Regions from separate parts of the Homo sapiens genome. Here region 2 is linked to region 1. Evidence: read pairs that join two places in POLR2A ChIA-PET (ENCODE). Cell type or tissue: OCI-LY7. All regions are shown on one strand.

Region 1 (4,000 bases):
ATATGGAGGCCAGAGATTCATTGTTCCTTGCGTCAAGAATGTTATAACTTGTGAGGCTATGGATTATATTGAGCAACAACAAGAAAAAAGAATGCTAACAGCCTTAATGATAGAACCAAGCTGGCAGCCTTTTCAGTCCCCATCCCTTCCTTCCTTCCCTCCCTCCCTCCCTCTCTCTTTCTTTCTTTCTTTCTTCTTTCTTTCGAGACGGAGTCTTGCTCTGTCACCAGGCTAGAGTGCAGTGGCATGATCTTGGCTCACTGCAGCCTCTGACTCCCAGGTTCAAGCAATTCTCCTGCCTCACCCTCCCGAGTAGCTGAGATTACAGGCATATGCCACCACGCCCAGCTAATATTTGTGTGTGTGTGTGTGTGTGTGTGTGTGTATTTATTTATTTATTTATGTATTTTGTAGAGATGGGGTTTTACCATGTTGGCCAGGATGGTCTCGATCCCCTGACCTCGTGATCCACCTGCCTCGTCCTCCCAAAGTGCTGGGATTACAGGTGTGAACCAGCAAGCCTGGCCATCCCCGTCACTTTAAACATCATCTGAGCTCTGGATTTGTTACACTGGTGTAAATTGATTGCCACCGAAGTTCAGGTTCTAATTTATGCACCCATTGTTGAAGAGAGAGCCTCCCGGGTCAGCCCAGGGATGCTTGTTCTTTCTACACCTGGCTAACCCAGGTGTTGCTTTTCATTTTCCCCTACTTGGTCCCACAGCCTCCCCCTCAGGGACTTTTCTTCACAGCCTAGGGGGAAAGCTGATTGGTTAGAAAATTTCCCCTTGCCACCAGCCTTGGTCTCTCCTGGCATAGGAGCCATTCCATGGTTTGTGGTCGAGTTGACTAGAAGACAGCTCTGGGTGGCCACCTTTGTTTAGGATGCATGAACTTAAAGCCCATGAATCACCTCTACAGGCTTTTCCTGACTTAGCTTCTGTGGGTGGGGTTGGGAAATTTCCCCAGGCTTTCATAGTACTTCCTGCCTCTGGAAAAGAATCTCCCAGGTTTGGCCGCAACTAGAAGGATGAAACTAACAGGGCATCTGAGCCCTAGTGGGAGAACTGGAGCAAAGTAAGAGTTCATGGTAGGTAAGCAGGAGGACTTGGGCATTGCCTGTTCGCCCTGAGGAAACCAGGAGAGGAGGGAAGTGTTATGGGTATGTGAGGGTAGTGGGTGGGGTTACAGAATGCAGTATCTATGTTTTGGCATTGAATGTAAAAAACATTTTTAAACTAAGAAATAATAATAAATATAAATATATGTGAAATGACTTCTAATTTATGAATCCTTTGTTTGGGACTGTAGTTCTGAGCATATGAAAAGGGGAAAAGAGATAAAAAGTAGATCTTTTACCTTATTGGATTTTTTTTCCCCTCAAGTAGAGATGTGGTCTTGCTACGTTGCCTAAGCTGGTCTTGAACTCCTGGCCTCAAAGAGATCCTCTGGCCCTGACCTCCTAGAATGCTGGGATTACAGCCATGAGCCACTGTGTCTGGCTGCCTTATTGCATTTTAAAAATATATCCCCAAAAAACATTTTGGCAGGGAATGGGTGGCTTTCAGTTTCCAAACTTCTTGGTGACTCATGGAATCCCCTTTCTTTTCCTTAGATACAGGAAGGGAATTTCTAGAGGGGGAGGGAGCTGGAAAGCTGTGAATATTTTTTAACTACACCTTTGTTTTCTCAGCTATGTAATGTGTTTATTATCGTAAAAATTATGTATTGCTAGGTTCTACGATATAAGCTCAGAGCCAGTGCCTGTCTTCTATGATATTAAAATTTAAGATAGGTGTACTTATGAAGACCCAATCTGCAATGACAGAAAACCAAAACAACAATAGGTGAAGTAGGAGTAGGGTGTTTTCATTGAAAAACATAAGTACATTTTAGAGTTCAGAATGAAGGAAAACTTGGGGAAAAAAAGTTGAATTTCATTGTCCAGGTGAAGTGTTCAGCTAGGAGGTTTCCTAAAGGAAAGAGTATTATAGGATCTATTAGAATAAAATTAATTCTTTACATTCTATTGTATAGCTTGTTGGGAAGGGAAGAGATCCTTTTGATGGGGGAAAGTCAAGAGCTTTTATGGCCCCAGAGAGGTGAGAGAAGATGGTTAATTAAACAGTTTTCTTTCACTTCTGCAAATCATAGCATCACCAGATGTTTGGGGTGCAGGTGGGCTAGCTAGCAAGATGCTGACTACCGGAGGTGATTGCTGCTGTGTGCCTCATACCTGAGACTTTGCGCACTTGAAGTTTAATTGTCACATTACCAATCTGCAGCTGAGGGGGCCCTTGCAGATCTGAGAAATGAGATGTCATCAATGCTGGTTTCTGCAGAACACTGAGCCTGGCAGTCAGGCAGGAGGGGAAGTCATGCAGAGGGGGCTGCTGCAGGAAATATGCCCACCTGGGCAAGTGGCATCTTGTGTCCCCATACCCATCAGAACCTACATCTTTCTGTAGAACAGGAAGCACAAGATTGATACCAGCTACTCAAACTGCAAACCATGCCATAGCTAAAAGTGTGACCTCAATTATCCTGGATCAAGAAAATAACAGGTGGCCAACCCTAAAGTCTGTCCATAACAAGGGGAAAAGTCCTTGGGACCTGACTCAGGTCTGGGGCTGTAGGAATCTTTTCTGGACACTCCCCTTTGACTTGAATGCTTTTCCACTCATTGAACAGTTTATTTATGAACCCTATAATAAGAACGAATAAGAAACATTTACCAAATACCAGCAACATATTGCAATATTATGCTAGAACTTACGGGTGATACAAACAAATTATGAAACCTGTACTTTTCTAAGTTATACTTTCCAAAATGCTTTCATATTCTTGCAAGATTTTATCCTTATAACCTCTGCTTATCCTTTCCAGGAAGTCTTCGTCCACTAACCTTACCTTGTTATTTATATATCAGTTTTTTCTTTTTTTGTAGAGATGGGGTTTCGCCATGTTGCTCCTAATGACTAATGAAGCCAATCATCTTCTCTTGTGCTTACTTGCTGTCTGTTTATCTTTTCTGGTGAAATGTCTCTTTAAGTTTTTTGCCCATTTTCTTGATTGGGTTGGTGTTATTTTATTATTGAGTTTTGAGAGTTGTTTATATATTTGGGATACAACTTCTTTGTCAGATATGTGGGTTTTTTTAGATTAAACAAAAACCTCAACCTGGCTTAAATGATAAAAATTTACTGGCTTACATTATAGTGAGACCTGGGCAGACTCCGAGATTGGTGTAGTTCAGTTTTTCTTTTTTTTGAGACGGGGTCTCACTCTGTCACCCATGTTGGAGTGCAGTGGCACGATCTCGGCCCACTGCAACCTATGCCTCCTGGATTCAAGTAATTCTCCTGCCTCAGCCTCCTGAATAGCTGGGACTACAGGTGTGTGCCATCACGCCCAGCTAATCTTTTGTATTTTTAGTAAAGACAGGGTTTCACCATGTTAGCCACGATGGTCTTGATCTCCTGACCTCATGATCCGCCTGCCTCAGCCTCCCAAAGTGCTGGGATTGCAGGCGTGAGCCACCGTGCCCGGCCAGAGTTGTTTTTTACTGTTTTTCCATATCTTTACTCTGCATCTGCTGTCCGAGCTTTATGTGGGGGACAGCTTTTCCCATGGTGAAAAAATTGCTGGCCTCACATCCCTAAACCACTTTGTCCAGAAAGAGAGATAGCTGGCAATCAATAGAGCTTAAGAATGAGAGGGCCGCTGGGCAAGATGTCTCACGCCTGTAATTCCAGCACTTTGGAAGGCTGAGGTGGGCGGATCACCTCAGGTTGGAAGTTCGAGACCACCTTGGCCAACATGGTGAAACCCCATCTCTACTAAAAATACAAAAATTAGCCAGGCATGGGGGTGCACACCTGTAATCCCAGCTACTCAGGAGGCTGAGACATGAGAATTGCTTGAAGCCAGGAGGTGGAGGTTGCAGTGAACCAAGATGGCACCACTGCACTCCAGCCTGGATGACAGAGCCAGACTCTGT
Region 2 (4,000 bases), 160 kb after region 1:
TGCCTTTTACTCTTGTTCTTTCCAGAGATGGCTGGTTCTGCCTTTTTGCACCTGTCTGTGCCTTCTCACTCCTGTCCCGTTACCCCCACTCCCAGACTGGGGGTAGGTGACTGGGAACAGAGTCAGTGTGGGGTAGGGGTCATTCCTGCTGTTGAACTGATCTGATAAGATGAGATCAGACCTGACCTCTCTGGGCTTAGCACAGACGGCTGGATGCACAGGCCCAGCCTCCCCTCTGCATCCCACCCCAGCGGCCACCACCTCGCCTCGTCAGGGATCAGGACACCATGCCTGGCACTCAGCAGGTACCCATTAAATGTGAAGTGAAAGCTCAATTAGAGTTCGGACAAATACATACTGTGCAGGCTCCTCGGGACCTGGCTTTTGAGCTCATGAAGGGAGATGCTGGTGGGTTGAGGGGAGCCTCCAGTGGTCCAGAGGGTGGGAGGAATCAATTTCCCTCTCAGCGATTGTGACCAGGGAGGCATTTCTTTCTCTGCTTGGCCTTGCAGGAAACAGTGTTGAGAATGAGAGGAGCAGAAAGGAAGAGCTAGGCCTTGTATTAATTTGTTTTTCAGATTGAGTCTCTGTTACTAGCAATTTATTACATCCGGGTCTCCAGCCAAGCACATTCTGTTCTCCAGTGTTGGGGGAAGATGCATGGGGGGGTGGGGAAGAGGCTGGACAGGAAAGAGGAGCAGATCAACAATTTTATGACTGAGTGTGTGGTGTCTTGGCGTGCGCTAGAGGACGGTTTTAGCACAGGGCATTTTGAGCCCAGCCCCGTGTGGGGAGGCACTCCTCTGGACAGCATGGCATTCCCATGCGAGCCCAGACAGCCCTGGGGAGCAGGATGAATGGGCTTCCCTCCCACTCTCATGCCCGCCGGCCTCAGGGTCCAGATTTCTCTCTGTGAAATGAGGTCAGGACAGTGATGCCTGGAACAAAATCATAGTTTCTTGAGGCAGCGGGGCCTGGGGAGATCCCTCCGAGGAACAGGGGAGCAGCTGTGTGAGGGGACCCCGGAAGAGGGGTAGCAGGCAAGGCGGCCACCCTGTGGAAAGAATGGTGCACAAGCAAAACAACCCCCTCTCTGCAAAAGTGCTGAGCTGGTGGAATTTCACTTGGCGGCTGTGAGATCAGGGCAGTAGATAGAGCCCTGCGGGCACCAGGGCTGTGTGGGTGCAGGGGGTCCCGGAAGAGAGGGCAGGGGCAGCACCTGTGGCACCCTCTCCCCTGAGCTGGCCTCCACATTGCCCAGGGCTCATCACTGGTCCCCATTCCTGGAGGTGCGTCCCTTATCTCTATCCACCTGTCACGTAAGTTGGTCTCATTCTTCCCATTTTCCCTCATTCTCTTCCCAACTGTGGCTTTGACTAGAAGTAGCTACATCATCTAGTCTTCAAGGGGCCAGCATTGCGTAGAGGGCCATGGTGCCAGAGGGCAGGGAACTCTGGTAGGAGGAACTCTCTCCGACCAGGATGGTGGTGGCTGAAGCCCCCGGGGCCTCTGCCTTATGGCTGGGCCTCTGGTGGGAGCCCAGGCTGCTTAGGGGAGAGTGAACCCTTCGGTAGTGGTTTTTTGCATCCCAGCCACATCTTCAAGCTGGGTGCCATTGGATGGTTGTTGAAGGGCAGATTCACTGGAAGGATAAGAAGCTCTGGTGGGACTCTGGGTAGAGCCAGCACAGAGAATGTGTGTGTTGGGCAGTCGGGGAGAGAGGGTGTTAGGCAGGGAGAGCATGGGCCTGGTTTCCAGCTGTGAGGTTTGAACTATTATTATCCTCCACACTGAGCTGATGGCCACTTAACCCTGAGGCTGGTTACTTGTTCTCTGTTCTCTGGGTTGACTGCCTCCTCCCTGACTAGCTCAAGACTTCTTCTTCTTCTTTTTTTTTTTTTTTTTTGAGATGTAGTCTCACTCTGTCACCCAGGCTGGAGTATAGTGGCATGATCTTGGCTCACTGCAACCTCCGCCTCCAGGGTTCAAGCGATTCTCCTGCCTTGGCCTCCCGAGTAGCTGGGATTACAGGTGTGCGCCACCACACTCGGCTAACTTTTTTGTATTTTCAGTAGGGACAGGGTTTCACTATGTTGGCCAGGCTGGTCTTGAACTCCTGGCCTCAAGTGATCCACCCGCCTGGGCCTCCCAAAGTGCTGGGATTACAGGTGTGAGCCACCATGCCCGGCCAAGCTCAAGACTCTTGCCAAAGGCTCAGGAAAGGATGAACTCAAATTCGATTCAGCACGGGTGAATTTGGTAAGTGTGTATTGAGCATGGATTCTGGGCCCAGTGTTCTGCTAAGATGAGCATCTGTAGGGCACCTTTGCACCAGGTGCTGTAAGGAACACCGGTGACTTACAGAGGCTGAGGAGGCCCTGTGGGGTGGGAAGGGATGGTGTTAGTTTAGATTGCAGTTAGGCGGAGACCATCCAGGTTAGAAGGAACCTTGGACACGGGCCGAGGAGCTAGGACTTTGTTGACAATGGGGAACCAGAGGATCTGTCAGAGAACTTTCAGAATGGGTGGCTCATTCATTCAGGCTGAAGCTGCTCTCTCATTGTCCTGCAAAAAATTCCAACAGAACACTGTTCTTTTCCTTTCCATTCAAAGACATTTTTGCTGCCTTCCGTATTGAACTGCCTGGTAACTGAGACAACTTTCCCTTCCCTGCCAGGGCTAGTGGGTTCCCAGGGCTGCCACCCTGGGAAAAAGACAAGTCGCGTTTCCTCGTCTGCCCTGACCCATGCTGCTCACGGCTTTGGTCCCACTGGGACCCAAACGAATCAGTGTGGCCAGCTTTCCTGGGATATCCAGCATGTGCAGTTTCCAGCATGAGCATGCTTATATTGTTCAGGATCGAGGAATATTGATCTCTAGATGTCTTTTTAAAACCAATGGTTTGGTATATTTGTGAATGAATGAGATACTCATCCAATGGATAAGCTTTACCAAGCCCTCATTATGTGAAAGGCACTGGGCAAGGCTAGGGGTGAGGGGATCAGACCCCACCCTCAGGGATGCTCTAATCTCTCTGGGGAGGTGAAACAGTTCATTGTGGGAACAAAGCCTCTTTCCCATCTCTGTAGCCTTGGGTTGGAAGGCTGGGGGCAAGGTGAAATCAGACTGGGGTTTGAGTCCTGGCTCTGCTTCTGAGCCCTGTGATTTCTGGCAAATAACAGAACTTTTTTCGTTTTCTTTGTGTGCGTGTGCGTGTGTGTGTGTGTGTGTGTGTGTTTGTGTTTTAGATGGGGGTCTCACTATATTGCACAGGCTGGTCTTGAACTCCTGAGCTCAAGCAGCCCTCCCACCTGAGCTCCCAAAGTGCTGGGATCATAGGCGTGAGCCACTGTGCCCCACCTCTTTCTTAGCTTTGGCTCTTTCTTTCTTTGTTTCTTTGCTTTCTTTCATTTGTTTGTTCTTTTGTTCATTCTTTCTTTCGTTCTCTGTCTGCCTTTCTGTCCTTTCTGTCTTCTTTTTTCTTTCCTTCGCTTTCCTTCTTCTGTCTCTTTCACTTTTTTTCTCTCTTCTTTCTTTGTTTCTTTGATGTAGGGTCTTGCTCTGTTGCCCAGGCTGGAGTGCAGTGGCACGACCCTAGCTCACTGCAGCCTTGAGCTCCTGGGCTCAAGTGATTCTAGCTGTGACTTAGGCATGTGCTACTACACATGGCTAATTTTTAAGTTTTTTTGTAGAAACAAGGTCTTGCTATGTTGCCCAGGCTGGTCTTCAAAGTCTGCCTTGGTCTCCTGAAGCACGCTGGATTATAGGTGTAGGCCCACCACACCTGGCCCAGAACTTTTTTTTCTTTTTTTTTGAGACAAGGTTTTGCTCTGTCACTCAGGCTGGAGTGCAGTGGCATGATCATGGCCCACTGCAGCCTTGACCTCCTAGGCTCAAGCAGTCCTCCTGACTTGGCCTCCCAAAGTGCTTGGATTACAAGTGTGAGCCACCACTTGTGGCCTCAGAACTTTCTTAAACCCTAGTTTTCTCACCTACAAAG

What was found. Peaks named below come from ENCODE experiments on the same cell type or tissue, not always from the same donor. Only the 100,000 strongest peaks of a DNase experiment are listed, where the experiment ranks them.
Region 2: POLR2A ChIA-PET joins it to region 1 with 5 read pairs; 4 of 35 experiments call an interaction of 5 or more read pairs at or near these places.

Annotation. Positions count from the first base shown.
Region 1 is chr1:203,933,298-203,937,297 of GRCh38, forward strand. No RefSeq gene overlaps it. Among named protein-coding and RNA genes, the nearest start is that of SNRPE, 74 kb to the left of the region's middle. In OCI-LY7, no CTCF peak of the experiment used is centred here; a DNase peak (open chromatin) is centred at 2,214; H3K4me3 peaks cover 1,884 bases; H3K27ac peaks cover 3,347 bases.
Region 2 is chr1:204,088,521-204,092,520 of GRCh38, forward strand. The region is part of intron 1 of SOX13 (SRY-box transcription factor 13); the gene reads left to right. Among named protein-coding and RNA genes, the nearest start is that of SOX13, 17 kb to the left of the region's middle. In OCI-LY7, no CTCF peak of the experiment used is centred here; no DNase peak of the experiment used is centred here.